2 separate regions of the Homo sapiens genome follow, and region 1 is linked to region 2. A link is a loop called in an ENCODE intact Hi-C map of the cell type or tissue named here. Cell type or tissue: endothelial cell of umbilical vein. All regions are shown on one strand. Each heading gives the region's core, and the rest is flanking DNA. Links, peaks and the distances in the headings are about the cores only. Region 1 overlaps ZMYND11 (zinc finger MYND-type containing 11). Region 2 has its middle 100 kb from the start of DIP2C.

Evidence for each region. A loop is a pair of places that touch in the nucleus more often than their neighbours do. Peaks named below come from ENCODE experiments on the same cell type or tissue, not always from the same donor. Only the 100,000 strongest peaks of a DNase experiment are listed, where the experiment ranks them.
Region 1: a loop joins it to region 2, with 20 times the contacts of the local background. A loop is called at or near these places in 5 of 110 quality-filtered maps.

Annotation. Positions count from the first base shown.
Region 1 is chr10:169,212-185,549 of GRCh38, forward strand. ZMYND11 (zinc finger MYND-type containing 11) reads left to right here. Exons shown (of 15, transcript NM_001370100.5): 2 at 10,783-10,917. The coding sequence starts at 10,802. Among named protein-coding and RNA genes, the nearest start is that of ZMYND11, 42 kb to the left of the region's middle. In endothelial cell of umbilical vein, for the core only: a CTCF peak has its summit at 9,209; a DNase peak (open chromatin) is centred at 9,240; H3K27ac peaks cover 937 bases.
Region 2 is chr10:781,217-797,554 of GRCh38, forward strand. No RefSeq gene overlaps it. Among named protein-coding and RNA genes, the nearest start is that of DIP2C, 100 kb to the left of the region's middle. RefSeq lists enhancers at 6,462-7,383, 7,679-7,823 and a cis regulatory region at 7,745-7,758. In endothelial cell of umbilical vein, for the core only: CTCF peaks have their summits at 3,819, 7,947 and 8,383; DNase peaks (open chromatin) are centred at 3,745 and 8,365; H3K4me3 peaks cover 1,013 bases.

The DNA.
Region 1 (16,338 bases), core at 4,977-12,976, 610 kb before region 2:
ACATAAGGGGGGAAACTGTACAGCCCTGGTGAAGTTCACAGTCCAGTGGCACAGGCTGTCTAAAGATTGAATCTAATCATAGGACTAAGACGGCCTCCCTTCCCCACACCTTACACTATGTTATTAAAGTCCTATTTAGCAAGATTCCTTTTACCCAGTACATAACGTTGACCTTTCAGCAAAAAATCACAAGGCCTACTAAAAAGCAAAAAACAACAGTGTGAAGAAACTGAACAAGCATCAGAACTAGAGTCAGATATGGCAGGAATGTTGGAATAATCAGACCAGGGGTTATTAAAAACTATGATTAAAATGCTAAGAGTTTTAATGCCAAAACATGGGCAACAAGAATAAATGGACGATATAAGCATAGAGATGGAAATTCTAAGAAGGAATCAAGAAGTGCGAGAGATCAAAAACACTAACAGACCGTAAAAAGCCTTTGGTGGGCTTATCAGTAGACTGGACGTGACTAAGGAGAGAATCTCTGAATGTGAGCATATGACAACTAGAAATCTTCAGAACTGAAAAGCAGAGAGAGACAAGTCTGGGGAAAAAACCAATCGACAACAGAATATTCAAGAACTACAGGAAAGCTATGAAAGATGTAATATATGTATAATGGGAATACCAGAAGGGAAGAAGGAGCGAAAGGGACAGAAGCAATATTTGAGTCAAAAATGCTTGACAATTTCACCAGTATCAGACACCAACCAAAGATCAAGGAAGTTCAGAAAACACCAAGCAGGCTAAATGGCAAAAATATTATACCTAAGCATACCATATTCAAATGTCAGAAAAGTAAACTTGAAAGAATCCAGAGGAATAAACACTTTACCTATAGAGGAGCACAGTTAAGAATTACATCTGACTTTTCTTCAGAAACCATGCAAGCAGGACGAGTTGGAATGAAATGAAATGTTGAAAGAAAAAACCCCACCAACCTAGGATTCTGTGTCCAGCAAAACTATATCTTTCATAAAAAGTAAAGATACAGACTTTCTCAGACAAAATTAAGGGAATTTTTTGCCTTGTAATAAATGTTAAAAAAAGTTCTTCAGAAAGAAGGCAAATTATTTCAGTTAGAAACCTGGATGTAGATGAAGAAAGGAAGGCCATTCAAGAAGGAATAAGGAAATGTAAAATAAAAATTTTTTCTTCCTACTAACAGATAATTTTTTCGAAACAATAATAGTAACTGTGTATTTGATTATGTGTGCGTGTGTGTGTGTGTGTGTGTGTGTGCGTGCTTATGGGTAAGTAAAATGAATGACAGTTTATGTGTAAGTAAAATGAATGACAGTTTGTAAGTGAAATGGCACAAGGGACTAGAGGGAAGAATTCAGAATATTGTGTTACTATAAGGTACTTTCACTGCCCATGAAGCAGTATAATGTTATTCGAAAGTGGACTTGGGTTAATTGTAATGTATGTTGCAAACTCTAGGGAAACCACTACAAATAGTAAAGCAAGAAGTATAATTGATGTGATAAGAAAGGAGAGAAAATTGAATTGCATAGAATGCTCAACTAAAACCACAAAAGGTAGAAAAAGTGTGGAAGACAGAAATAAGAATAACAAAGTCAACCAATGGAACATAGTGACAAACATGGTAGATATTAATCTAACTGTATTAATAATCACTTGAAATATGGCCTAAACACAGCCATTAAAAGACAGAGATTGTGAGAGTGGGTCAAAAAAGTCAACCCAACAATATCTTGACTGCCAGAAACCCACTTTAAATATACAGATTGAAGAGATAAAGAATATAGCATGGTAACACTAATGAAAAGAAAATCAGAATAGCTATATCAGTTTCAGACAAAGGACTTCAGAGGTAGGGAAGTTATAAGGGATAAAGGTGGGCAGTACATAATGATAAAGGAGTCAATATTCTAAGAAGGCATAACAGTGCTTAATGTGTACGCACCTAACAACCAAGCATCAGAATATATGACACAAAAACTGATAGAACTGCAAGGAGAAATAAATGAATCCACTACTATAGTTGGAGATATCAATATGCCTCTAGCAAAAATAGATTGATCTAGCAGGCAGAAAGTTGGTAAGGACGTAGTTGAACTCAAAAACATCAATCAACTGGATATAATTGACATCTATAGATTACATTATTCAATAATAGCAGATCACACGTTCTTCTGAAGGTCACACAGAACATTCACCAACATAGACCACATTCGATGCCATAAAACAGACCTTAATAAACTTAATAGAAATAATATATCTGCTGTCAGACCACAGTGGAATGAAGTTTGAAATTAATAACAGAAAGCTGGGAAATCCCCAAATATATTGAGATTAAACACACACTTCTGAATAACAGGGCTCAAAGAATAAATCTTGAGGAACTTTTAAATATTTGCAACTAAATGAGAATAAAAATAGTTTATCAAAATCACATGATCTTACCAACAGATACAGAAGGAGAATTTGACAAAACCCAACATTCTTTCATAAAAACTCCCAAGAAACTAGGAATAAAAGGGAGCTTCCTTGACTTGTTAAAGAATATCTTTACAAACCCTACAGCTAACATCATACTTAATGGTAAGGAACTTGAAGCTTTTCCATTAAGATCAGGAACAAGGCAAGAATGTCCCCTCACCACACTGCCTTTCAATGTCATATAGGAAGTCCTAGCTGTCTTACTCTATTCCTGCTGCTGTAACAAAATACCACAGACTGGGTAATTTATAAATAACAGAAGTTTATTTCTCACAGTTCTGCATGCTGGGAAGTCCAAGATCAAAACCATCAGCAGATTCAGTGTCTGGTAAGGGTTACTCTGCTTCCAAGATGATACTTTATTGCTGTGTCCTCACATGGCAGAAGAGATGGAATGGCCAGGCACGTCTCTGAAGCCTCTTTTATAAGGGCATTAATCCCATTCATGAGGGCAGAGCCCCCATGGCCCAATCACCTCCCAAAGTCTTCACCTCGTAATGCCGTCACCTTGGGGTTTAATTTCCCACGTGAATTTTGGAGAAACGAAAACATTCAAACTGCAGTACTAGCTAATGCAATAAGATAATAAACAGAAATAAGAAGCAAATAGATTGGGAAAAAAGAAATAAAACTGTCTTTGTTGACAGATGACATGATCATTTATATAGCAAATCCAAAAGAATTAACAAAAACACCCTGGAACTACTAAGTGGTTGTAGCCAAGTTGCAGGATATGAGGGTAATATACAAAAATCTATCACTTTCCTATTTATCAGCAATGAACAAGTGTAATGTGAAATTGAAAGCATATTATCATTTACATTAGTACCCCCGAAATGAAATGCTTAGGTAGAAATCTAATAAATTGTGGACAAGATGTATATCAGGAAGACTGCAGAGCTCTGATGATAGAGATAAAAGATTAAATAAATGATGAGATATTCCATGTTCATGGATAGGAAAACAATATTGTCAAGATGTCCATTCTTCCCACTTTTATGTATGGATTCATGTAGTCTCAATCAGAATCCCAGCAAGTTATTTCATGGATATCAACAAACTGATTCTAAAGTTTATATGCAGAGACAAAATACCCAAAATAGTCATCATACTATTGAAGGACAAAGTCTGAGGACTGATACTACCTGACTTAAAGACTTACTGTAAACTTTAGTGACCAAGACAATGTGGCATTGGTGACAGGACAAATAGATGGATGGAACAGAATAGAGAACCCAGAAATACTCACATAAATACAGTCAGTTCAACTTTTACCAAGGAGCAGAGGCAATACATTGGAGCAAAAAATAGCCCTTGAGGAAATGGTGCTGGAACAAATGGACATCCACTTTCAGAAAAAAAAAAAAAGAAGAATCATCTAGGCAAAGACCTTACATCCCTCACAAAAATTAACTGAAAATGGATCAGAGACCTAAATGTAAAATACAAAACTGTAAAACTCTTAGGCAATAGCATAGGAGGAAACCTAGATTACCTTTTGTGTGGTGATAATATTTTAGGTACAACAGCAAAGGCATGATCCATGAAGGAGAGAATTGATAAGCTGGACTTCGTTAAAATTTAATACTTTTGTTCTGTCAAAGATAATGTCAAGAAAAATTTAATACTTTTGTTCTGTCAAAGATAATGTCAAGAAATTGTGATGACAGGCTACAGACTGGGAGAAAATATTTGCAAAAGACACATCTGATAAAGGACCATCAAGCAAAACATACAAAGAACGTCTAACATTAAATAATAAGAAAATGAAGAACATGTTCTAGAAATGGACAGAAGGGCAAAGGTGGGAGGATCACTTGAGGCCCAGAATTGGAGACCAACCTGGGTAACATAGCATAATCCTGCCTCTCCAAAACATTAACAAATAAAACATGAGCAGGGCATGGTGGTGCATGCCTGTAGTCCTAGCTACTCTAGAGTCTAAGGAGGATCGCTTGAGCCCAGGAATTTGAGGTTATAGTTAGCTTTGACTGCACTTCAGACTGGGTGACAGAGTGAGACCCTGTTTCAAAAATACTAAAAAAAAAATTTTTTTAAGGGCAAAAGACCTGGCTGGACACCTCACCAAAGAAATACAGATGACACATAAACATATGAAAATACATTCAATATCATATATCATTAGGGAATTAAAAATTAAAACATCAATGAGGTATTACCACATACTTATAAGAATGGCTCAGATCCAAAACACTGACAATACCAAATGTTGATGAGGATGTGGAACAATAGAAGCGCTCAGTCATTGCTGGTGGAAGTGCAAAATGGTCCGGTCACTTGGGAAGACAGTTTGGCAGGTTGTTATACAACTGAACATTTTCTAACCGTACGAACCAGCAGCTACACTCCTTGGTATTTACCCTTATGAATTGAAAACTTATGTGCACATAAAAACATGCACATGGATGTTTATAGCAGCTTTGTTTTGATTGCCAAAACTTAGAAGCAACCTTTCCTCGAGTAGGTGAATGGATGAACTGTGTTATATGCAGCCAGTGGAATGTTATTCAGTACTAAAAAGTAACAGTCTATCATGCCATAAAAAGCTATGGAGGAAACTTAATGCATATTACTAAGTGAAGGAGGCCAACCTGAAAAGGCCACATACTGTATGATTCCAACTGTGTGACATCTTGGAAAAGGCAAAACTGTGGAGACAGTAGTAAAAAGACCAGTGGTTGCCAAGGGTTAGGGAAGGAAGGGATGAATAGGTGGAGCACAGACAATTTTTAATTCAGTGGAACTATTCTGTATGGGCACTACCGTGGCACATGCTTGTCATTCATACATTGGTCAAAACCCATGTGCACTACAGTGGCACGTGCTTGTCATTCATACATTAGTCAAAACCCATGGGCATTACAGTGGCACATGCTTGTCATTCATACATTGGTCAAAACCCATGAGTACTACAGTGGCACGTGCTTGTCATTCATACATTAGTCAAAACCCATGGGCATTACAGTGGCACGTGCTTGTCATTCATACATTGGTCAAAACCCATGAGTACTACAGTGGCACATGCTTGTCATTCATACATTGGTCAAAACCCAAGGGCACTACAGTGGCACATGCTTGTCATTCATACATTGGTCAAAACTCACGGGCACTACAGTGGCACATGCTTGTCATTCATACATTGGTCAGAACCCATGGGCACTACAGTGGCACATGCTTGTCATTCATACATTGGTCAGAACCCATGGGCACTACAGTGGCACATGCTTGTCATTCATACATTGGTCAGAACCCATGGGCACTACAGTGGCACATGCTTGTCATTCATACGTTGGTCAGAACCCATGGGCACTACAGTGGCACATGCTTGTCATTCATACGTTGGTCAGAACCCATGGAATGTACAACACCAAGAGTGAACCCTAATGTATACTGTGGACCTTGGGTCATAATGATATGTCAGTGTAGGTTTGTTGATTTTTAACAAATGTATTGCTCTGGTGTGGGATGTTGATAATAGGGGAGGCTGTGCATGTGCATTTGTGGGGCCAGGGAGTATGTGGGAGCTCTGTATTTTCCACTCAATTTTGCTGTGAACTTAAAATTGCTCTAAAAAATAAAGTTTACTAATCATAATTTTAAAAAAGTAATTCTCCCCAGCACTTTGCGAGGCCTAGGTGGGCGGATCACCTGAGGTCAGGAGTTCAAGACCAGCCTGGCCAACATGGCGAAACCCCATCTCTACTAAAAATACAAAAATTACCCAGCTGTGGTGGCGCACGCCTGTAATCCTAGCTACAACGGGAGGCTGATGCAGGAGAATCACTTGAACCTGGGAGGTGGAGGTTGCAGTGAGCCGAAATCACACCATTGCACTCCAGCCTGGGTGACAAGAGCGAAACTCCGCCTCAAAAAATAAAAAACAAAAATAAAAAACTACAAAATATAATTGCGTATTTTTCTGATTTGAGTGTAGAAGGACTTCTGATCACAAAAGCAATGATAAAGGAATACATAGCTAGATTTCAGTAAAATTGTATTTAGTGTTTATTAAGAGGCAAAGAGAAAAGCATTGTATGGATAAACCTAATATAAAAATTAATATATAAATGGGAAAATGGTATGAATAGACAATGAAAAATAATTTAAAAGTGCTAATACACTTTGGGGAAAAGTAATAATATTTGATGCAAATATTTGAAAACATTTTATGCAGTATACTGATAAAAAACCTGAACCTACCACCAGAAGTAAAAATCGAACCTATTTGGTGTTTTGAATTTTCACACTGTGCTCCTCCATCTCTCTTCCCTGCACCCTCAACTGTTCTTGTTAACTATTGTGTTTATCGTTTCCTTAAAGCAGTTTTCACAAATATGTATATATCACCAAGCAACTTCTTGTTTAATTTTGCTTATTCTTAAGTTTTTTTCTGACGTGTTTTCTCCTTTATTCTCCCTTTTGCCCTCACCCCAGTTTGTGTAGAAGTAGTGTGGATATAAAGTGACACTTCTGTAGACTGAGGAGATTGCAGTACATCTGGATTTGTTGGGATAGAGAATATCAGTATCACCTAGGGGCTTATTAAAGTTACTCAGAAGTTTTTGCTACTTTTTATTTTTTTTTTTAACTACAGGCTTCTTGAGAATCATGGTCTACTTTTACCAAAAGGAGCCTGTAATATTCCTCAAATGTGTTGGAGCAGAACAAAGATTGAAGACTGTATTAATGATCTCTACAAAGAGTCTTCTGTTCTTTCTTTTTGATGTCTCAATCTTTGATAAAACATAAATGAAGGTTCACTCTGGGCTCTTGTTATTTACATAACAGCTGAAAAAAAGTGAATTTAATAATTTTATATTGAAGGTTTAGTATGTTCAAAATTGCTAGGCACCTTGAAAAACATGAGTTATAAAAATGAATAAGACGTATCTTAGTTGAATTAAAACAATTCTTTTGAGGAATTTTGTACAAAATACTTTTGTACAAAAGCAATACATTTGTAAGAGATGTATAAACAAATTGATATTAGAATACAGAGGACAATTGAGTTTTATTTGGTTTGATTCCAGGAGAAAAGCCTGGTCAGGGAAAATTGCATTAAAGTAGATCCTAGAAAGGATAGGGAAATTTTTAATAATTGGTAAGGGGCAGGGGAGAACATTCCAGGGAGAGAGAACTGCATAAACAAAGAGATGGAGGTGTGAAGTTTGGGAGCATAATTGGGAACTGTGAGCAGTAATGCAATGTGCACTCAGATAAGGATGGACTGTAAGATTTGGTTTGGCCATATCAACAAGGACCTTAAGTAATCAGCTCTCTGTACCCAGGATTCTAAGACTTTCTTTTTATTGATGAACACTCAAATTGCTGTTCTTTTCTTATATCTAGTCACATCACTAGTCATGTACTGGATGAGAGAAGGATTTTTGTCCGTTTTGCTTATTGCTATATCCCTAGAGCATAGAAGAGCACCTGGTGTGTAACACGCATATATGAATTATATGTTAAATGAGTGAATGAATTTAGATTTCATAAGAAAGGATAATTTATGGTTGCACTTTAAAGAGATCTTGCCTCCATGGGTCAAGTTGTTTTTGGTACCTTTGTAATATGCCTCAAACTTCATTGTATTTCTCTCACTTGGATTTGTCTTTCCCTGGCATTTTTTGCAATGTTCTACGTGGGCTCTTATAACTAATGATCATCCTCCTTATAGTGTACCTGTATTACAAGGTATGTTTATTTTCTGTGACTTGATTCAGGTAGTTCTCAAAATCTTTGATTTTTAACTTCACACCTGTTTTTCTGAGATGTAGCATTGCTTCATTCTTTAATCTTGATTTTAATCATTTCTGGGAATCTGTGACATCACTTTTAGAGTTTCTGCTACTTAGTCCCCACTACATTCTTCTGGTTATGTTATATAAATAGTTACATTTACTATTTATTATGGTATTATTTTAAAATGTTAGCTTTGCTGTTAAATTTAACATTTTACATTTTACAGCTTTGCTGTATTTTTTATAGTTCTGAGCAAATTATTCATATTCTTACATATCATGAATTGTGAAAAAAAATTTACAAGTTGACTTGTTACCTATACCTATATGTATTATTCTTCAGTGTTTGCTCTAGAAATTATAATATGCATCCTTAATTTACAATAGCCTCCCTTGAATTAATATACTACTACTTGCGTAAAATATAGGAAATTTATAATAATATATTTCTGCTTACTCCCACTTCCCTTCCTTTGTGCTTTGGTTGTTATATATTTTATTTCTACGTGTGTTATAAGCCTAATGACATCTATCAATTATTTTTATCTTTGCTTTAAACTGCCAATTATCTTTTAAAGAAATTAAGAAAGGGAAAAATTGGCTTTTACATTTTCCTACATATTTACCATTTTGCAGAGTTCCTCATCTCTTTCTGCTGAAATTTTACCTCAGCGAGAAGTAGTGTCTCCCTTGTCTGAATTTTTATAGCACATATTGTGGACCATTTATATGTCATATATGACCTTACAGTTAGTTCCATGTATATGTCAAATTTCCTCTGCCAGTTTTAGATTATTTTCTTGGCAAGGGTCGCCGTTTATACAGTTTTAACTACTTCATTGTGTCTAGCACAGTGCCTTAGATAAAGTGGACACCTGTATATATTTTTAACTATGTAAGAATGAGTGAAACTTTGTTCATTTATCTGAGTATTTATATAATCTCACAGGATTGAGTTGTATTATTACAGTTCACCATTAGATGTCACTTTCTGACATATGTTAAATCCTTACCAATGAATTCCTTCCATTAAGGCATATTGGATTCTGAAAGTTGGTGCTCCAACACAAGTGCACTTAAACAGATAAATTTTTGTACATTTAAAAGTGATTACTGTCTAAAATGGAAGTGTTCCTAAGTTATAATTTTTATATTTTCATTATGTATAAATTTATACAGAACTAACTGATTTTCCTAAAGTTTTCTTTAGAACTTGAATACTGGTATTGTTTTTGAATTATTTGCTCTGTGGAGCAGCTTGGAACTATTAGAAGTAATAGTGTGAGAATATTCAGGAATACCTTTAAACATGTTCAAAATGTATTCTGATGGTGGTGTAATTCTGAAAGACATCTTATTTTAGGAGCCTGACTGACCCAGTTTTCTCAGGTTTTGATAGCAACTATATAGTTTATTTGTGTTTGCCTGAGAAAGGAGGGGAACTGAGTAGGCTGTGAAGAAACACAGAGGTAGAGAAAAAGGAGATTCCTGTGGCTGTCTTGGCCAGTCATGGAACACAGCAAAGTGCTTCCCTCCCTCATTCTCTAAACTTAAAAGATAGGAAAGGGCAGGTCAAGGAGATTTCAGCAATCTCAGAAGGCTTAATGTTCACTGTATATTTAAGAACCTAGATTTTAAACTCAGCATGATAACATGTATGATCTAGAGAGATGTTTCAGTGCGTCCCCAATGCTAGGATTCATGACAAACGCTTACCAGATTCCTACAAGCACGTCTCTCCATGCTGAGTTAAGAGAATCCTCTCTGTGATACCACTGCTCTCCGGACATCCAGGGTTTAACCTCTTTTCTTTCCCCATCTTGCCAGGAGACAGCAGGAAAATTATTGGGAGGTGGGAGGTGTGGTGGCAGTTTTCTTCAATTCATCTGGAATACTAAAATTTGAGTAAAATAACAATGCTGTTTCCTAATAGTGTAATAAATACCCCCAAAACTTACACCTAATCCAAGAATGTTACCATTCTTCATAATTTGTGACCTTCTAGTGTTCTGTCCCTCAACCTTTCACATCTCATTCCAGGAGTAACTTTCTTATATTTAATGTTCATGGTTTGATTTAAAATAATATTGTTTTCATATATCTATGTATGTATATAAAATTTGATTTTTAAGCCATGATTATAATAAACTAAAGTGCCAATTAGAATATTTAAATTCCATTTTGTATTGATCAAATTACAAACAACGCGATGTCAACAAATGAAGTTTTATCTTGGAGTATTTCTGTGTTTTAGAATAAACTTAAATGCATTTTCTGAAAGTATATTGGTATGAAGTGACCACTTATCCTTCCTGGGATAACCTTTTTAACTTTTTGGCTTTTAGAATGTCATTCTTCATGATGTAATGAAATGAATGATACTTTATATGAAGTAACTGGTGATGTGGATGGTAGAAAAAAATAGAAAGTGGGCAATACTACATACTAAGTATAATCAATAGTTGAGAGGTCCTGATAATGTTACTCACTTATACTGATAATTCATTTTGTAATCTGTTTTTTTCCCTTATGTTTTTGTTTATTACTGCAGCTAAAGAAGTAAACAGGTCATGGCACGTTTAACAAAAAGACGACAGGCGGATACAAAAGCTATCCAGCATCTTTGGGCAGCCATTGAGATTATACGGAACCAGAAGCAGATTGCCAACATTGACCGTATTACAAAGTAAGTAAATTTAAACACAAATATCTCTGTAAAATGTCGTAGAAGACTTTGGGGGAAAGGCCAAAAAAAATTTTATCTGTTATGCTAATCAACATATATTACAAAGAACTGAAGACACTTTTTGCTTTGCAGGAGTATTATTAGAAAAACAAACACAGAAACATACACAAACAACTTGTGTTTAGAAGTTTCATAGAAAAATTAGATAAGGAAAATATCACTATATACTATTTATAATAGTTTTTTAGTTAACCAAATTTTTAACTCTATTTATTGATTTATTTATTTTGAGACGGAGTCTCATTCTGTTGCCCAGGCTGGAGTGTGGTGACCCGATCTCAGCTCATGGCAACCTCCGCTTCCCGGGTTCAAGTGATTCTCCAGCCTCAGCCTCCCAAGTAGCTGGGATTACAGGCACCCGCCACCACGCCCAGCTAATTTTTTGTATTTTTAGTAGAGAGAGGGTTTCACCATGTTGGCCAGGCTGATCTCAAACTCCTGACCTCGTGATTCGCCCGCCTTGGCGTCCCAAAGTGCTGGGATTTACAGGCGTGAGCCACTGCACCTGGCCAGAGATTCTTTTATTAAAAACACCTTTAGTGAATCACTTTTATGTAGCGAAGCTATCTAAAAACAGTCTACTGTTTATTACTAATTTTAACATAGGATAGGCATGGTATGTGTAGTAAGAAACATCTTACTACTTTATAGCCCACTAACAGAATTTTTAACAATTTCCTTCTGTATTTTAGAAATCATGTTAAATAAACATTCAGTTTTAAAGAAGAAAATTGTCCACCCCCATCCCCTAGTTTCTCATGCTATTTATATGGGTAGACAGATTCAGGATACCAAAAAAAAAAATCAAAGTACCTTATGAAGCTTCTATTTACATGTTGTATGCTAATTATAAGGGAGTCTTCAATTAGGAACTTGGTTTTGTTTTGTTTCTCTGGGTATTCTTAAAGATATAAAGCTAAATTTATCTTTTTTAAGTGTTTGGAATTTTAAAAATAATTTAGAGAAAATTTCTTGATACTTTTCACATTCTTTAGATGCTATGGGTAGAAATGGAGAATGGGAGTAATTTACAAAACTCACTTAAATAAATGCTTTTTTTGGCCTTTATTAATAAGTAATATATTGAGTTCCATGTATTTTTGTCCTTTCCCTGTATGCTGGTGAAGAAGATTACAAAGGCTACTTAACGATGGGCTCAGTGGCTCACGCCTGTAATCCCAGCACTTCAGCAGGCCAAGGCTGGTGGATCGCCTGAGCTCAGGAGTTTGAGACCAGCCTGGCCAACATGGTGAAACCCTGTCTCTGCCAAAGATACAAAAATTAGCCTGGTGTGGTGGTGCACACCTGTGGTCCCAACCACTCAGGAGGCTGAGGTGGGAGAATCACTTGAGCCTGGGAGGCAGAGGTTGCAGTGAGCCGAGGAAAGGCCACTGCACTCCAACCTGGGTAACAGTGAGACCCCTGTCTCACAACAAACCAACAAAGAAACCCAAAGGCTACTTAAGAGGGAAGAAAAAAGGAGATAGAGAAGGGGTGAGGATATATGTGGCTCCAATTCTGTACTCGCCTTTGTGGTATTTTAAAGCTATGTACAACTCCTTGCTCCTATAAGATAGTAGAAGAAAAAAAAGATAATACTATGTGAACAATAAGAATAAAATAAATAGTACATTATTTTAATTATTATGCTTTTAAATAAAGCACATAATTTGGGGTATGATAACTACATGCAAATGATGTTGATGTAAAACATTTTAAAAAAACTCAGAGTACAAAACAGTATTTTCTTATGGTTGAGATTTTTAAAAAACCATCCTTTACATAAAAATTGCTTAGAGAAGAATGTTTAAATAAAATAAGGTTTTCTTTGGATTCAGCTTTTTAAATTAAAATCATGTAAACATGACAGCCGTTTCAGTTTTTCAGATGACCTTTGTTCATCTGTAGCATGTTTCTCTAGAAGCTTTAGGGACATTTCTCTAAGCAGCTATCAGAATCTCCCAGTGTGAATGTTGCTGTTAGATTGTGACCACCTTCTAATCTGGGAGTAAGATAATTAACTCCCACAGTAATGGGTGGCAGATACCTGTTGGATTATTACAACACGTGTGTGTACATGTATACACATGTTAAACTGTAGTAAAAGACATGGAGATTAACAGGATTGCCTGCATCTCATTTTGCATTATGTATTATTGATAAGCATTCTTTTCTCTCCTTTCTTCATCAGCATAGCCTTAACTGATGCCAAGGCTTATTTTTCTTCATGTTGTAAGGTCCATAGTTTTACAATTAAATATGAATAAATTTATTTACCTACCAGATAGTCTTGGTTTTTATTAGTCTCATCTAAAGATGAAAAAGAAAAAGAAAGAATCAGAGGTTAAGTGCTTAAGACTGGGTCCCAAGTGTTTCCTCTTCCTCATCTCATCTGAGAGGTATGCCATGTTTATTTTTATTATGTAGCTCACATCAGAGCATCCTGTACTTCCTTCATAACATTAATCACATTTGTCATTGTTTCCCTGCTAGACAGCTCCAAGAAAGAACTGTCTAGAAAATTGCCTAACCCGGCCAGTGCCTTTGCTTCTTGGCTAATATTAATTTCCTTGTTTATTAAACTTGCCTAAGGTAAGTTAGGAAGTAGCATTGCATTATGGCAGGAAGTCAGATCTTTTGCTCTAAAGCCTAATACTCCTATTCTGTACTCTCGGTAGGTAAATACTTTTCAAGCCTTAGATTCATTTTCAATCAAGTCGCTCTGCTTAGTCAAGTCCGAACATAAAGATAATCTTTTAAACTTTGCAGATATCTTAAGGTACTGAAGGCTGTAGTAGGGTTACTGTCAAGAATGCATGTTAGTCATTAAGTTTCATTTCTTATTTTGACTGATGAGTGACGCCATTATAAAAAAAGCTACACGGTTTTTGTCAAGCATTAAAAGTTGTGGGCTTTGGGGTGACTGGCTCTTAGCCTGGTACACCCTAAACACTCTAGTTTACTTCTGTATAATGGTTTAGTTGTGCTTGCTTTTGTTCTTTTAATCTCTAGGTTTCTCTTCTTTTTTGTTGTTGGTTTTTTTTTTTTTTTGGAACTGATTGAAGAAACCTGGCCATTGGTTGTGATTTTTCCATAGTCCGGCTTTTGCTGATTGCATCCCTGTAGTCTAGTTTAACCTGTTGCTCAGTCCTTTTTATTTCATGGAGATTGATAGCTGCATCTGGTGGCTTGGGGGAGGGGGCAAGACTATTCCCTGGGAGTGGTATGTTCTACCATCAGGACACACATGATGTCAGTTGTTTCTCATTTTGTGATGTACATAGCAATTGACGCTAGATCCAGGAACTCATTAAGGACTGCCAAATGATAATCATCCAATCTATCTTTCCTTTTCTAACTGGACTGCTTCTATAAGGACATAGCTTCCCATCCTCTGCTATTTGGTTACCATGTGGTATGGTTCATATGGGAAAAGTAGAATAATTCATTCTCTTTATGTATTTAGCAGTTTTAAAAATAGGATCCTTTAATGGTAACCAATTAGATTTAAAAACAAATTGCCCTTTGGAATTCATGCATTTAATTACATTTCATATATTTCAGTCCATTTTCGACATACCCCTTATTGATGCTATCTTTGACCAGTTGGAGCCTGTGCAGTGCTGGCTCCTGAACTACTTTCTGCTTGTTATGAACAAGATGTTTCAGGATCTTCTTGTACATATCCTGCCCCAGGCCTGGAACCATTGATTTCTCCCAGGTGCTCTGGTTTCTTTTAGTTTTAAAATGTATTTTAAGAGCACCTCCTGGCTACTCAGTGTTGCTACTGGTGGGTCTGTCTTTCTAGGCCTTTGGACAGAGTTATGAAATGCATATACTTTTAAAAGATAAAAACACCTCCTGAGTTCATGCTGATATTTTCCATTGAACTTTGTGGCTACTGGGTTTTATTTACTTAACTCTTCTATCTAAAATCTTTATCTACTTTCTGACATGGTGAGAATCATGGTTCTCAGGGACATCATCTGTGATAAAATTTTAGAATCTCGTGTAGTCAGTTATTTTATGCAACATTAAATACACAGCTATTAGAATAAGAAAATCTTAAATATTCTATATACCATGTATAGTTATGATTATGTTATTATTTTCTTATCTACACACATCCTTATTTAGTTTGGAGCCTCTCTTAGTATGTTGGATCTTCTTTTCCTGTCTTCTGTATTTGTACTTTTTAATTCTTTTCATCTTTTTTCTTTTTGATTTTTAGTATTTTTCCTTCACTGCAACCTCTTTTTATGTAACATTATCTGGTGTATATTCATTTTTGTGTACCCTCTAATTTAGACTTCATTTCTGAAGTGATTTTTTTTCCATTTACTTCAAATGTTTAACTCAGAATTCTGACTTTTTCTTCTGATTTATAGCTTGTTTACCTTATATCATTTTCTTCATGTCTTTTCTCATGTGTTGAGACCGTAGATTCTAGCTTCCTTCTGTTTTGTCGGCTTGTCTTTCTGGCACATTTCTGACCATCAGGGTGTCATTCTGCTGCGTGTGCCATAGTCCTCTCTGTTGGTCATTCTTACGTGAAATCACTTTCCCTAAACTTGTGGCAGGGCAGAGTGGTTCTGAATACTCTTTCCAGATTTATGGCTCTAAAGTTCTCCCTATGCCATGTTTATGAAGTGGTAAAAATAGAGCCTAATTTTTCCTGAGATTTCCTGGGTTTTTCTCCATCTTTTCCCCGTTTTTTTTTGTGGAATCACCTTTTCTTATACTTAGGGTCTTTTCAACTGACTGCGGTAGTAGTTGTTACTTTTATTCGTAGCCTTTCTCTGTAATACCGGGCTTTGTCCTGGAAAGGAACTGTGACTGCTTAATTTTGAGTGTTTGTAGGCCCCATTAAGCTCTAGCTCCTTAAGAATTTACCACAAATTCATGAATTACCATGAGTCATCTGCAAATGGGAGTGTGTAAAATCCTGACCAGTTTCAGTGCTATTATCAAGTGGGCCTACTGTGCTTTCCAGCGAGTCTTTGTTGGGCATTTTACCCTCCTATACTCTCTGTTCCATTAGTATCTGTTGTGCCTCTCTGTCTTCTGTAAGGGTCTCGATACCAATCAGGATTGTAGCTCTCAGAGATTTGTTCTCACCTGCTCAAATTTTGGGATACATAGGAGTTCGCATGACCTAATTTTGTTGTACTGTGTATGTTGTCCAAAGGCATTTTGCTTTATTTGGTATTCTTCCAGTAACTCTATCTAGTAGGTTTGGGGAGATTTAAAAACTATGTTACCGTCATAATCATCCCATCTCACAACAATCTTGTGGTTTTTCTTTAAAAAAAAAAAAAAAAGCGTGGTGGGGGTGGGGGCGCGGGGTGGGCACAGTGGCTT
Region 2 (16,338 bases), core at 3,404-11,403:
TGCGGGTGACCCCATGTGCTCAGCCAGCTCCGTGGCCCTGGTACCACGGGTGAGGGTCCTGACCTGCTTCCACGTGAGAGCACCAGGTGAGGCCCTCTGCTCTGCTGAGCAGGGCTGGCCCACCTAATCCCCTAGGATACACCCACACCTGGGCCTGGGGCCTCTGTGGGTAAATGGAGAAGGGAGGACCATGCAAACAACAGGAAAATAACAAGCATTGCTGGAGATGTGGGGAAGCCGGGGCACTGCTGGTGGGAATGCGGAAAGGGGCGGCCACTGTGGAAACAGCCTGGTGGCTCCTCCAAGAATTAACGATGGAATTACCATAGGATCGACAGTCCCTCTTCGGGGTGTATCCCCAAAAGAATTGAAGGCAGGGTCTTTTATTTTTTTCAGAATCTCGCTCTGTTACCCAGGCTGGAGTGCAATGGCACAACCATAGCTCACTATAGCCTCAACCTCCTGAGCTCAAGGGATCCTCCTCCCTCAGCCTCCCAAGGAGCTGGGTCTACAGATGCACGCTACCATGTTGATATGGTTTGGCTGTGTCCCCACCCAAATCTCATCTTGAATTGTTGTTCCCATAATCCCAATGTGTCACGAGAGGGACCTGGTAGGAGGTAATTGAATCATGGGGTGGTTAGCCTCCTGCTGTTCTTGTGATATTGAGTTCTCCTGAGATCCGATGGTGCTATAAGGGCTTTTTCTCCTTTGCTCAGCACTTCTCCTTCCTGCCATCACCTGAAGAAGGACATGTTTGCCTCCCCTTCCGCCATGATTGTAAGTTTCCTGAGGCCTCCCCAGCCATGCTGAACTGTGAGTCAATTAAACCTCTTTCTTGTATAAATTACTCAGTCTCAGGTATGTCTTTATTAGCAGCGTGAGAACGCTCTAATACACATATGCAGCTAATTTTTAAATTTTTTGTAGAGATGGAGTCTTGCCACGTTGCCTAGGTTAGTGGCAGACTCCTGGCCTCAGGTGATCCTCCTGCATCGGTTTCCCAAAGCACTGGGATTGCAGGCATGAGCCACCGCCCCAACTGAAAGCAGGGTCTGGAACAGCTATTTGCACACAGCAGCTGAAAGAGGGGAAGCAACCCATGCATTCACTGATGGACGAATGGACAACATGAGGTCTGTTCATGCAGTGGGATAATTTCCAGCCTTTTTCTAACACACATTACAGCACGCATGAACCTTCAGGATGTTATGCTGAGTGGAATCAGCCGGTCCCAAAAGGACAAATCCTGTGTAATTGCACTCACATGAGGTCCCTAGAGTCATGAGATTCACAGACAGAAAGTAAAACGGTGGGTTCCAGGGCCTGGGGGAGCAGGAATAAGGAGTTGTTCAATGGGACCAGAGTTTCAGTTTTACAAGAAAAAAAGTTCTGGAGATGGGATGTGCAACAACGCGAATGTGCTTAATGCCACTCATTATGCACTTAGAAATGGTTGCAATGGCAAACGTCACGTTATGTGTATCCCACCACATTCAGGAGGGCCAGGCAGAGAGACTGACATGCCGCAGAAGGAAGAGGCGCTGATTCGCCCCAGCCAGGGCAGCAGTGTCAACACAGCAGACATGCAGCTGAGTGTGGCAGCCTGTAGTGGCAGGAACGGAGCTGCTGGGAACTGGATGGCCCTGGGCCCCCCTGTGCCCTCCCTCTCTACTCCTGGTCATTTTCTGGGGTCCTCAGCAGTGGGAGGAGCTCAGCTGAGAGTGACCATGTTCCCTCCAACCAGAAATCCCCGGGGAGCTGGTGAAAGCATCTTGGATGACACTGCCCAGTGGAGACCTGAGCAGTCCGGGTGCGGACCTGGCCCCGCAGAGCTGGGCTCCCAAGACGCACCCGGTGTGATCTGCAAGGCCAAAGGCTCAGTGTGGAAAACAGCACGGAAACCACGTTGCAATCTCTTGTGCTGACGGTGTGCAGTGGCCATACTTTGGATGTATTGGGTGAATGAACTAAGATGAGCTTAGCCTGTTTCTCCTTTCTTGAATGCGGTTGGCATCCTATTTCCATCAGACCACACTTCGGAGACCACCAGGAAATACAGGATTCCTCCTCTCCACAAGAAGATAAGGGATTCTTGAACCAGAGCGCGGCCCTGGGGTGAGGACCTGCCTGTTCCTCCAGGTGAGGAGTGCCTGTGCCGGGAAGCAGGAGGGGCCGGGCACCAGCGCCGCCGTCCACCCTGGGACCGTCCACTCTGAGACAGGCAGCTGTGACCAGTGGGCCCTGGACTCTTCCCACCCAGCGGCCAGCGCTCCTCCGGCCCGACCTGGCCCCCGTCTCCACAGCGACTGCCGCTCTGATCCACAAGCTGCCCTCATTCTCCCGTGGAGCAGGCGGCACCCTCACCGATTTCTGACACAGGAATCAATCTGCTTTCTGCACAGAAGGCTGCTGTGTGCTGAAGCTGGAAGGAACCTGTGAGGCTCTAAGATGCTCTGTCCCTCAAACCATCCCATTTGTGTGCAGCAAAGGCCAGGACTAGACTGGCCAAGGAGTGATCAAGAGGCACTGACCCTCTGTCCACCTCCCAGGCCGGCCAGCACCTGGTGACGGGGGTGACCGAGAGGCCCCCTCCCTCCGTCCACCTCCCAGGCCGGCCAGCACCTGGTGACGGGGGTGACCGAGAGGCCCCCTCTCTCCGTCCACCTCCCAGGCCGGCCAGCACCTGCTGACGGGGGTGACCGAGAGGCCCCGTCCCTCCGTCCACCTCCCAGGCCGGCCAGCACCTGCTGACGGGGGTGACCGAGAGGCCCCGTCCCTCCGTCCACCTCCCAGGCCGGCCAGCACCTGCTGACGGGGGTGACCGAGAGGCCCCGTCCCTCCGTCCACCTCCCAGGCCGGCCAGCACCTGCTGACGGGGGTGACCGAGAGGCCCCGTCCCTCTGTCCACCTCCCAGGCCGGCCAGCACCTGCTGACGGGGGTGACCGAGAGGCCCCGTCCCTCCGTCCACCTCCCAGGCCGGCCAGCACCTGCTGACGGGGGTGACCGAGAGGCCCCGTCCCTCCGTCCACCTCCCAGGCCGGCCAGCACCTGCTGACGGGGGTGACCGAGAGGCCCCGTCCCTCCGTCCACCTCCCAGGCCGGCCAGCACCTGCTGACGGGGGTGACCGAGAGGCCCCGTCCCTCTGTCCACCTCCCAGGCCGGCCAGCACCTGCTGACGGGGGTGACCGAGAGGCCCCGTCCCTCTGTCCACCTCCCAGGCCGGCCAGCACCTGGTGACGGGGGTAATTGAGAGGCCCCGTCCCTCTGTCCACCTCCCAGACCAGCCAGCACCTGGTGACAGGGCCAAGGCGGCAGCCGGGGCAGGATTTGCAATGCCTCCTGCAGGCGACAAACTGTCTCCCAAGGCCAGACGCAGACAGAGCTGTCACCGCTCCCACGCCCGGCGTTCCGGGAGCCTCCCTCCCATCCCCAGCAGCAGACGCCACCTGCCCCCCACCTCCCGCCCCGGGGTCTGAACTCCCAGCCAAGCCCGGCCTCTGCACACAGCAGTGAGAAGCCAGGACCTACGCACACCCCTGGCCGGCTCCCCGCTGGCCCCTCTGCGCGTGGGAGCTTCCAGCCTCCCGGGTCTAGGGGACTGGGGGATGCGTCTTCCTCCCGCCCCCGCAGCGCCCGGGGCAGGAGTGGCATCGGCGTCCCCGGCGTCCCCGCATCGGGCTTCTCTGGTCCTTTGTGAATCGGGCCTGAGTCATCCCCGGCTCACGGCTGCGCCACGTACCCACTGGGCGCTTTCCTCCGAGCGCTGACGACAGCGACTCCACCGGCAGCTGCTTCCCAGCGTCTCACGGCGGGCCCTTGGCTCCCCTCTCTGCTGTTTAATCCGCTGAGGAGCCCTGGTGAGCACGAGAGGGGCTCGTGGCTGATCAATGCGGGCCGAGGCTGCTGGCACCTTTCTCCAGGAAACACACCTGGCGTCCTGCAGGGGCCGGACCGGAGAAGCCCTGTGTGCCCCATACAGCGTGTGCTGCGGGGCAGCCTTTGTGCCCTCGAAGCCGGCCAGGGCCTCCGAGGACTGTTCCAGGAAGGCTCCAGAGAGCAACGTCCCCAGTTCACTCACAGCTGGCCGCCCCCAGCCCCCTGCCCGCAGCACCCGCCGTGTCTCCTGCTGGGAAGAGTGGCTGCTGTAGCTTCCTCCCCCTGCCCCTCCTGCCCGCTCTCCTGCCCCATCAGCATCTCAGGGCCGCATGGAAAGCTGCGGGGTGTCAGCACAGGCCAGGGTGGGCTGTGGAACAGACACCCCAAGGCAGGGCGTTGGCAGGCGAAAGCTCCTGCCTCCCTGGCGTGCTGGCTGGAGGGGTCCATCGGCCCCCAGGACACTGCCCTCCTTCATGTCCCCGCGCAGCCCTGGGAGGAGCCTGGAGGGTCAGTGCCGACTCTGACGTGCCCCCACAGGTGACAGTCATTTCTGCCCAATTTTATTGTTCAAAGCAAGATGCCTGTGGCAGCTGCCTGAGCACGTGGGGTCTCCGGCCCAGAGGTGCTCCTTACCAGTGTGCAAGTGAGAGGGGGGACTGATAAATAAATGGGAGGCGGAGTAGGCTGATGGGGGTGAGGGGTCTCACCACAGAGAACACACTGGGAGTAGGATCCGAACCTCGAGACCAGCTTTGAGTGTCTAGGGAAGTCCTCGTGGGGGGGTATTTACTTTACAGCGAACCACAAATGTTAAGCTACAAAGTGGCCTAGAGGTAAGGAGGACCCTGAAGGCCAGTCCCCAGATTTCAATGCATGGCGTCCTGCAGGATGGAGCCGGGCGGGGCTGGCCGGCCAGGGGAGAAGCTCCAGGGTCCAGGGGCACCTTATCTCTAAGGTCAGGACAGGACCGAGGGAGGGCTGGGGAGAGCACCTGGGCGGACGAGGCCTCCAGCCGCACACAGACAGGGGAGGGCGAGGGCTCTAAGCAGGGCGTTATGGCCGACACAAGGCGGCCTTCGAGGAGCTTTCCCAACTGAATTGCAGCTGGAGCCCCTCCAAGAAGAAGTTTCAGCCTTGCCACCGGATGCCATTTCTCAAGTGCAGACTCTTCCTTTTAAAAATGAAATGAAAGGTCATTGATTTCTTTTACTTTCCTGGGGAAAAAAAAATTGTTTTTGAGATGAGGTCTTGCTCTTCGACCCAGGCTGGAGTGCAGTGGCGTGATCATGGCTCACGGCAGCCTCAGCCTTCTGGGCTCAAGCAGTAGGCCTGCCTCAGCCTCCCAAGGTGCTGGGATTACAGGTGTGAGCCACTGCACCCAGCTAACTTACTTTACTCTTTTCATAGGCAAGAACTGTGCACAGCACCAAAGACCCCAAAGTATGCAGGGGGAAGTATGCAGGGGGAAGCGTGGCCCCTCCACCCCGCCCTCCCTCCCCCGCTCAAAGGCAACCACGACTTCCAGCCTCTGCTGACTCCCATGGGCGCCTGTGGTGCGGGGGCGGGGTGGGGCGGGGGTCCTCGTCTCGGGTAAGGGTGTGGCCAGCACGGGGTCCAGGCCTTTCTCTTCTCCCAGGAGACCGCCTTGAATGTAAATCTGACATCACTGCCCACTGCCCTCAGGGTCAGCTCAGACCCTCTGTGCAGCCGTTTGGGTGGACACCCCACGCCTGCCCCCAGCCGGCTCTCAGGCCTCAGGCTACCAGGGTCCCTGTGTCTCCGCACACGACGCTGCTCCATGTTTGCTGGATGACTTCGCCTTGTCCGCGGCCGAGTCCACCTGCTCCTTGAGGCCCTACCTAAACGCACTGCCTCTTCCTCCCCACTTTCTGCAGAACCACCCCGCCCTCCTCTCAGACCCCAGACCTGTCCCTTCCTCAGCTGTCACAGGTGCAGCCACGGGCAGCACCGCATCCCCCAAATCCATTCACTGAAGTCTCAGCTTCGACGTGTGGTATTTGGAGACGCAGCCTTTTCAGAGGTAGTTAGGGTAACTGAGCCGGGAGTGTGGGGTCCTGATCCCATGGGCCGTGGCCTCCAGGAGAAGAACAGACACCACGTGCTCCCTGCCTGTGCAGAGGGAAGGCGCGAGGTGGCTCCAGGAACCAGGTCGGCCGGCACCTTGGCCCGGAACTTCCAGCCTCCAGATTGTCAGAAACAAATCCCTGGTGTCTGCGGTGTTGGGGCTGACACGCGCTCTGCCTGGCTGCCAGGTCCTCTGCAGGCGGGGACGGTGCCGGCCATTGCTAGATCCCTGGGGCGCAGCACAGACTGCGGGAAACAGGCTCACCAGCCCGGCTGCACGCACCGAGGCAGCGTCCAGACTCGAGACATCCTCCAGCCACGGGCGAAATCACAGCCATTGCTGCAAAGTTCTTGCGTCCTGTGAAAACTGGATGTGAGCCTCTCTCTGGTGGCAGCTTCTACTAGTGCTTTTTTTTTTTTTTTTTTTTTTTTTTGAGACAGAGTCTCGCTCTGTCGCCCAGGCTGGAGTGCAGTGGCGCGATCTCGGCTCACTGCAAGCTCCGCCTCCCGGGTTCAAGCGATTCTCCTGCCTCAGCCTCCCAATTAGCTGGGATTATAGGCGTGCCCTACCACGCCTGGCTAATTTTTTATATTTTTGGTAAAGACAGGGTTTCACCATGTTGGCCAGGCTGGTCTCAAACTCCTGACTTCAAGTGATTCACCTGCCTTGGTCTCCCAAAGTGCTGGGATTACAGGCGTGAGCCACCGTGCCTGGTGAGAGTTGGGTTTTAGTTTTATTTTGTTTTTCACAGATTCCGGGGGTTGAATGGCAAAGAGGCGGGAGCAGGCGGAGGTCCATATGGAAGTTCAGACTCACCCCGCAGGAGTTCTGGCTGGGAGGCTGCCAGGACAGGCAGGATGTGGGAGCCGCCCTGGGAGGCCCCTCACTCTCCCCACACTGACCTCACATCCCCGTTACGTTCCTCATCCCAGGCTGGGCCAGCCACTGGGCGCTGGACAGAGCTTAGGAAGTAGGATGGCTCCGGGTGGGTTAGAAACCAGGTGCACGGCAGAAGCCGGCCTGGAGCCGCCCACAGCCCCAGCCATCCTTGGAGGGCCCCAGCCGAAGGAGCTGGTGCAGCTGGACACAGAGACCCGCTGGTGATGGGACCGGGCCACACGCTCCTGCAGGGCCCAAGCCGAGACCCCTGGCTGGAGGGTCAGCACCCAGGGTGGCAGCAGCTGCAGGGGGTCTAGGGAAGGACCGGGAGCAGAGCCTCAGCTCGTGCTGCTGCTCCATACACAGAACGCGCTGCGCAGGGGATCCTAGGCTTCCTGGGAGTCACATTAAAAAGCAACGTGAGACGGGCGGGGTTAATTCTGACGGTGATGTGTCCTCTGACCACATATCGCTAACGCACCATCATCCTGGTGTGGACTCGGAGGAAACACCACATGGCTTCTCTTGCCAAACCACCCACGTGTGGCAGGTGGTCACCGTGGAGCACGGGGGCCCAGTGTTTCTCAGACTGAAATCACACACAGACCCTCTTTAACAGAAACGAAAGTCTTGCCACTGCCCAGGGTTTTGATTTAATGGCTACTTATGCTGTACAAACAGCTTAATAAAACTGGGCACAAGCTCTTGCTGACTTGTATTCCGCCATAAAGCCGAATAGCCGCAAATAAAACAAATGTAATTAAAAACCAACATGAACATAACTTGGTGGGTGATGTTTTGCCGAGACAGCGCTGGCTCCAGAGGCCACTCTGGGGCAGGGGGACGTCGGCTTGGCTGTCCTCTGTGCGCTCCAGCTGGGAGGCCGCTTGGCCCCGCTGGGCTCAAAGGTCCCCCTGACGGACGTGCCTTGATGTTGCCACGTTGGACGGGATTAAAGTGCTGAGGCTGCTGTGACGGGTCAGGAAGACAAACTCGGCCCAGAGCACAACTGCGAGGCACACAGCCTTCCCAGAATGGCAGCAAAACCAAACATGGCCCTGGGAGGCCGCGGGGAAGTCCTACCTTGCAGAGCTCTGCTCCGGGGCCAGGGGGCGCTGGCTGGGGCCCCTTTGCAAGGCCCATGCGCCCTTCGACACCAGCCCCCGCCACAGGCTGCGCAGGCAGATGTTGCCGCTGCGTTTCCTCGCCAGGTGTCCATGGTGCCCTGCCCAGCGCTGCAGGCTCACCCAGTGTGGACGCAGGGGGCAAGGGAGCCTCTCCTGGGTCTCTGTCGCACGCCGATGGCTGTCTATCTGGGCAGGGGGTGGGGCTGGGGCCTTCGCCACGGGTGTGTCTTTCCTTTTTGTTTCCTGACGTGGAATTCTGTTGGGATTTTTGGGGACGATGACAGTAAGAACATCAAGGAGCTGCCACTGGATGGTGGAGCCGCCTCGTCACCAGAAGATCGCTCCAGCTGGCGTGGTGTCCGTCCCCCTGTCCTCCGGGAACTTTCCAGTCTCTGGTGAGCCTGGCCACAGACGCCCTCGTGAGGCAGCACTGGCCACTGGCAGGTCTGCTGAAGCCACAACCACACGGACAGGGACGGCTGGGCCGGGCTTCTCTGGCACTGACACTGAACCTGCGCGCGTGGTTCTGGGTGCCCTGGCAGTGGCTGGATCTGCCGCATGCAGAACCCCCTCCTGGCCCAATTGTCTGCACGAGGCAACCGGGGCGTGGGGAGGTCTGAGCTCCACAGTTCAGGCCACAGCACCCGAAGATGGAGCCTGGGACCCCTTTGCCTTTCCAATACGTGATGCCAAGAATTTCCCCAAATGTCCTCGGTTTTATCCCCGAGTGCGACATGGCTAGAAAGCGGAGCAGAGGCGCTGAGGGCAGGAAGAGGAAGATGCGCCAGGCCTCCCAGGCCAAATGCCAGCCCCATGCTCCTTGTTCGCTGGGCTCCTGCACTGCCCACTCCATGCACACATCCAAGCGGGCACAGTCACTGCCCCTCACGTGCCCAGGCCCACAGCCGCCCCCTGACCTCCAGCAGGCACTGGCGAGGCAGGGCAGAGGCTGCCAGGATAGAGATCAGTGGACAGAGACCTGGAGACAACGCAGGAGGGGGCCGTGTGCCGGCCTCACTCAGGGCAGCAGTCACCGATGGGGAGGGGTGTGGCCTGCGAGGCTGAAGTCTGAGCTGCTTTGCGCCAGGCCCAGCTGCAGGGAAAGCTGTAGGGCCAGTGAGTCTCCCTGCCGGGTCTCTCCCCAGCAAGCTGTAGGGCCAGTGAGTCTCCCTGCCGGGTCTCTCCCCAGCAAGCTGGTCAGCCCTCAGCAGGAGGTCACGTCCCGGCCTCCAAACCTGTTTCTGGCAGCCACAGACCCCTAGTCAAAGGGACCTGACGAGCCCGTGGAGCAGGGCTGAAATAGCCGGCTTTGGAAAAATCCAGCTCTAAGACTGTGTGTGCACGCCTTAAAAACCATTCAGGGCTGGGCATGGCAGCTCACACCTGTAATCCCAGTGCTTCGGGAGGCTAGGAGTTCGACGGCAAGACCCTGTACTACAAAAATAATTAGCCAGGCATGGTGGTGTGCACCTGTGGTCCCAGCTGCTTAGGAGGCTGAGGTGGGAGGATCACTTGAGCCCAGGAGTTCGAGGCTGCAGTAAGCCAAGATCATGCCACTGCACTCCAGCCTGGGCAACAGAGCCTGTCTCAAAAAAAACCTTTCAGGTGGAGCTTCTAGGAAAGGTGGTCTGCAGCAGGCATCCCTGAGCTGGGCCCCCAGGCACTGTCGGGGTGACGCTTCTTACCTGGACCACCATCTGTGTCCGCTGCACTGCACTTCCCCTCCTCCAGCACCGTCATCTAAGGGTGAGGCCAGCCAGGGGCCAGGAAGAAAGAGGCCTCCAGGGGTCCTCAGAAGTATCTTCGTCCCCAAGGCGGCTCCTTCCAGGCTGGCCGCGGCATCTGTATCACCAGCCTGCGCACTAGTGTCTGTGATGAGACGCCATAGCACAGGCACTGGGGTCCAGCACATGGAGTCTCAGATGGGCTTCCTGCCTGGGTTGAAGGGTCGTTCTCTGCTAGGGACAGCCATCGGCTCCTTCTCAAAGCCTCCAAGAGATGTGTCTGTCGGCGTCTCAGCCACGCATCCCTGTCTCAGGGACTTGCCTGAGCACAGGGCCGGGCCTGGTGTCTGCAGCTCTGACAGCACCCAGGGGATGCGGATTGGGCCACACTTTGAGGAGGACTGGACTGTGACGTGCCTTTCACAGAGGAAGGAAGGACAGGCAGGAGTCGAGGCAAGGAGTCGAGACAAGGCGAGCCTGTTGCCAGCGAGTCACAGAGTTGTGCAGGGTCTGCCGCAGAGCTCCCAGTGCACTCCAACCCTGCCACCGGACCAGCTAGGCCAGACCCCCAGGGAGCCGAGCACCCCAGCTTTACAGTTTTCCCAGGTGGTTCTGAGTCACTGAGCCACAGGCAAGCCTGGAGCCAGGAACAGCTATGGAGGATCCAGATGCAGATGCACTGAAGCCCACACCTGCCCCCCAGTCCAGCCCAGTGAGTGTGCATGTGTGTGCATGTGTGCACCTGTGTGCGTGTATGTGTACCTGTGTCTCTATGTACATCTATGAGTGTGTGCATGCATGTGTATGTGTACATGTATGAGTGCGTGCATGCATTCCTGTGTCTGCCAGTGTGTGTACATGTATTTGTGCGTGTGTGCATGTATGTGTTCACATCTGTGTGTGCACATGTGTGTGCCTGTGTGTGCATGTCTGTGCCTGTGTATGCACTTATGTGTGCCTGTGTGTGCATCTACCTGGGTGTGCACGTACATGTGCCTGTGTGTGCATCTACCTGGGTGTGCACGTACGTGTGCCTGTGTGTGCATCTGAGTGAGCACAGATGTGTGCGCATCTACCTGGGTGTGCATGTATGTGTGCCTGTGTGCAGGCACCTAGTTGCCAAACAGATCACGCCGACTCACTAGTGATATGTCAACAATAAAACTGGATTGTCATCTTTGTAGAGCAGTAGTTCTCAAAGTCAGTTCTTCATCAGAAATCTAGGGGCCAGGCCTCCAGGCAGCTGTGACACAGCCAACGGCCAAGAGCTGCGGGTATTGATCAGACTGCAGGGCGTCGGTCCTCCCAAAAAGGTGGGCACAGCTTGTCCATCAGGGTTGTGGGTGCGGGGCAGCTGTGTGGGGCCCCTTCCTCTCCCACCACGACGTCTGCTCACACAGGGTCTGTGTGCCTCTCTGGGTGTTCACCTGATAATACAGACCTGGTGGCCCAGTCTTCACTCACAAGCATAGGTCCCAGGCTGCTTACCAGCATGTGAACTGGCTGTGTTGCAGTCAAATGCTCGGCCCCAGTATAGTCAGCGTTCACTGGGAAGGGTCAGGTCTTGTGAAGCCTTGAGCACCACTGGGCAGGGGTGGCCCTCAGGACTGGGCCATCCACGGGAATAACATGAATTAGAAAACAGAACACTACTAAATATTTAAAATTTTTAGCCAGGTGTAATGGTGCACCCCTGTAGTCCCAGTTACTCGGGAGGCTGAGGTGGGAGGATCCACTGAGCCCGGGAGATGGAGGCTGCAGTGAGCCATGATGGCACCACCGCGCTCCAGCCTGGGCGATGGAAGAAGACCGTGTCTCAGAAAAAAAAAAAAAAAAAAAAAACCTTAAAAATAAAAGTGTTTTAAAAGCTCTCTAATGTTTCTTTTCATGCTTATTGTTGGAGATAGCTGCACCGAAAGACCACACTCTGAGTCACTGCTGTGTCAAATTAAGTCAGGGCTGCTGGATAACAGCTGTTCTATTGCTGTCACTGATTTCTGGTGTATCAAAAACAGTCCAAATAAAACATAAATGGGATGAGAAGGGGCTGGAAACCAGAAGAAATGGTGTAACATGTTGCAGACTTCAAAAACGGAGCCACAGCCATGGTTTTCCCATCTAGCACTCACCCTCTATAGCTTTGTTTCCTTAAAGTAAACGAGTCTGAGGAAAAAATGGCACACAACTTTGAACCATGCTATTAAGCATTTTTAAACAGTTCTTCCGACTTTCCCCTGGTGCTCAGCTCTGTCACAGGACCAAATGCTGGCCGAGCACTAGGGCCTGGGTGGACCAGGATCTGTGATATTTGTGTAAACAATTTAGTACTTTAGGCCTAGAATGCTTCCTTCTCAAAGGGCTCCTTCGACCCTCACTACTCCGTAAAATGGGCAGGGGACAGCTGCTCATGCACATTTTAAACAAGTTCAAAGGATGCAGAGAGTAGAAGATTCAACCCAGGTGTTCAGAGGCAACAGTGAATAAAAGTCAGGCTTGGAACCAGCTCTGAGAGTTGAAGGAAAATAAATTCAATATTAAAAAACCAACCATATTTCTATATGCTTGCAATGAACAGTTAAGCAATGGAAAAAATCACATCAAAATATGAAATCTCTACAGATAAATTTAACAAAAGGTGTGTAAGACTTGAGTATGTTGACTACCAAACACTGAAATTAAGTGAAACAGTGACATTAAGACCTAAATAGAGAATCAGAGGACCTAATACCGTCAAGATGTCCGTCCTACCCAATGTCGGTCCTACGCAATGTCGGTCCTAGGCAATGTCGGTCCTACGCAATGTCAGTCCTACCCAATGTTGGACCTACGCAATGTCGGTCCTACCCAATGTCGGTCCTACGCAATGTCGGTCCTAGGCAATGTCGGTCCTACGCAATGTCAGTCCTACCCAATGTCGGTCCTACGCAATGTCGGTCCTACCCAATGTCGGTCCTACCCAATGTCGGTCCTACGCAATGTCGGTCCTACCCAATGTCGGTCCTACGCAATGTCGGTCCTAGGCAATGTCGGTCCTACGCAATGTCGGTCCTACCCAATGTCGGTCCTACGCAATGTCGGTCCTAGGCAATGTCGGTCCTACGCAATGTCAGTCCTACCCAATGTTGGACCTACGCAATGTCGGTCCTACCCAATGTCGGTCCTACGCAATGTCGGTCCTAGGCAATGTCGGTCCTACGCAATGTCAGTCCTACCCAATGTCGGTCCTACGCAATGTCGGTCCTACCCAATGTCGGTCCTACCCAATGTCGGTCCTACGCAATGTCGGTCCTACCCAATGTCGGTCCTACGCAATGTCGGTCCTACGCAATGTCGGTCCTACCCAATGTCGGTCCTACGCAATGTCAGTCCTACCCAATGTCGGTCCTACCCAATATCAGTCCTACCCAGTGGGTGTATAGATTCCCTGCAATCCCGATCAGAACCCCGGCAGGAAACGACAAGCTGCCACTAAAGCTTACATGGAAATACAAAAGACCTAGAATAGCCAAAATTACCTTGAAAATTAAGAACACAGTTAGGCTTGGGGCCGAGAAGGTTTCCCAGCTCCACACCTGGGCCCACCTCTGTGTACCTAGTGGCCGCCCCCTGGGTTCTCCCTTGGTGCTGGTGATTGTGCTGGCCAACGGAGGACCTGGTGGTGGACCCGTCCAGTCTAGCCCTGCACCCCTACAACCCCCTCCTCCCCACCCCACCTCTGGGCTGAGCAGGGAGCTCAGACCTCTGTGCACTCCAAGTATCAGCCCATTGCCTAAGGCAACAGAAAGCTTCTCCCAGTAAACAAAGATCCAGGATATACCCAGCCCCAGTGGCCACAGCCACTCCTACCCATACACACCATCTACTGGCTTGTGGGTCAAACTGCACACCCCGATATAAAACCTGCCGACAGAAGTGCATAAGGCTCTAGAGGCAAAGCCAAAAGACCCCACCTAGTACTCACAACAGTCACAGCCCCCTACCAGGGGGTGGGGGAGGGATTAAAAGATAATATTACGGAGAAAGAAGAGAAAAATCCTACCTGCAAGAAAATAATTACAAAAATTAGAAGTGCCAGCATCTCCAGATGAGCCAGCAGAAGAATTTTGGTGCCATGAAAAATGTGAACGTAGGGACACCTCCAGAGGATCCCAGTAGCTCTCCAGCAATGGTCCCTGACCAAAACAGAAACTCAGAAATGACAGGTAAGATATGTAGGCATGGATTTCAAGGTAAGGGAGGAGACCCTCATATTGTCTTATGCTCAATTTCTGCCTCCAAAGAAAAAAGTAAAAACTAAAAGGCAGAAATGAAATCCACAAGAAGACAGCCCGGTGCCATGCCCTGGGCCTGGTAGTTAAAAATCAACCCCTGACTTAACTGCTTGTGTTATCTATAGATTTCAGACATTGTATGGAAAAGCATCGTGAAAATCCCTGTCCTGTTCTGTTCCATTCTGATTACTGGTGCATGCAGGCCCCAGTCACATACCCACTGCTTGCTCAATCAATCACGACCCTCTCACACAGACCCCTTTAGAACTGTAAGCCCTTAAAAGGGACAGGAATTGCTCACTCAGGGAGCTTGGTTTTTTGAGAATAAGACTGCTGACACTCCCGGCCAAATAAAGCCCTTTCTTTCCTAAACTCGGTGTTTCGAGGGGTTTTGTCTGCAGCTCTTCCTGCTACAAAGGGAGCTCGACAAGATGCAAAACGGAGTTGAAAATTAGCACACAGAAACTTCTAAAGCCACCCAGGAAATGAAGGAAGAAATCTTAACAATAAATCAATCAGAGCTTCTGGAATTGAAACACTCATGGAATTTCAAAATACAATTGAAACTTTACCAATAGACTGGGCCAAACAGAATAAAGAATTTCAGAGCCTGAAGACCAGTCTTTTGAACTAACCCAGACAGACAAAAATATAGAAAAAAAATTTTTAATGAACAAAATCTTCAAGAAACACAGAATTACTTAAAGTGACCAAACCTACACATTATTGGCATTCCTGAGAAGGGAGAAAAAGTAAACAACCTGGAAAATGTAATTGAGGGAATAGCTCAAGAAAATTTCCCTAATCTTGCTAGAGAGGTAGACATCCAGATAGAAGAAATCCAGGGAACATCTCTGATGTGGTTTGGCTCTGTCCCCACCCATATCTCTTCTTGAATGGCAGCTCCCATATCCCCACGTGTTGTGGGAGTGACCTGCTGGGAGATAACTGAATCACGGGGGTGGGTTTTCCCATGCTGTTCTCATGATAGTGAGTAAGTCTCAAGAGATCTGATGGATTTATAAAGGGCAGTTCCCCTGCACAAGCTCACTTGTCTGCCGCCATGTAAAGCGTGCTGTTGCTCCTCCTTTGCCTTCCGGCATGATTGTGAGGCCTCCCCAACCATGTAGAACTCTAAGTCCATTAAACCTCCTTTCCTCTATAAATTAACCAGTCACAGGTATGTCTTAATTAACAGTGTGAGAACAGACTAATACAGTAAATTGGTACCGGAAGTGGGGTGCTGCTGTAAAGAACCCAAATATGTGAAAGCAACTTTGGGACTGGGTAACAAGCAGAGGTTGGAACAGTTTGGAGGGTCCAGAAGAAGATATGAAAATGTGGGAAAGTTTGGAACTTACTAGAGACTTGGAGGGCTCAGAAGAAAGGAAGATGTGGGAAAGTTTGGAACTTCCTAGAGATTTGTTGAATGTCTTTGACCAAAATGCTAATAGTGATATGGACAAGAAAGTCCAGGCTGATGTGGTCTCAGATGGAGATGAGGAACTTGTTGGCAACTGGAGCAAAGGTGACTCTTGCTATGCTTTAGCAAAGACACTGGCAGCATTTTGCCCCTGCCCTAGAGATCTGTGGAACTTTGAACTTGAGAGATGATTTAGAATATCTGGCAGAAGAAAATTCTAAGTGGCAAAGTGTTCAAGAGGAAGCAGAGGATAAAAGTTTGGAAAATTAGCAGCCTGACAATGCAGTAGACAAGGAAAACCCATTTTCTGGAGAGAAATTCAAGCCTGCTGTAGAAATTTGCATAAGTAACACTTGGTTAATCACGAAGACAATGGGGAAAATGTCTCCAGGGAGTATCAGAGACCTTCAAGGCAGCTTAGGAGTTAAAAATGGTTTTGTGGGCTGGACGCAGGGCCCCCCTGCTGTGTACAGCCTAGGGACTTGACGCCCTGTGTCCCAGCTGCTCCAGCCATGGCTAAAAGGGGCCAAGGTACAGCTCAGGCCATGGCTTCAGAGATTGAAAGCCCCAAGGCTTGGCAGCTTCCACATGGTGTTGGTCTTACAGGTGCACAGAAGACAAGAATAAGGTTTGGAAACTTCCACCTAGATTTCAGAGGTTGTATGGAAATGCCTGGATGTTCAGTCACAGGTGTGGCTGCAGGGGCAGAGGGCACCAAGTTCTCAGACTGCACAAAGCAGCAGGACCCTGAGCCCAACCCACGAAACCATTTTTTCCTCCTAGGCCTCCTGGCTTGTGATGTGAGGAGGTGCTATGAAGACCTCTAACATGCCCTGGAGACATTTTGCCCATTGTCTTGACAATTAACATTTGGCCCCTTGTTACTTATACAAATTTCTGCAGCTGGCTTAAATTTTTCATCAGAAAATTAGTTTTTCTCTTCTATT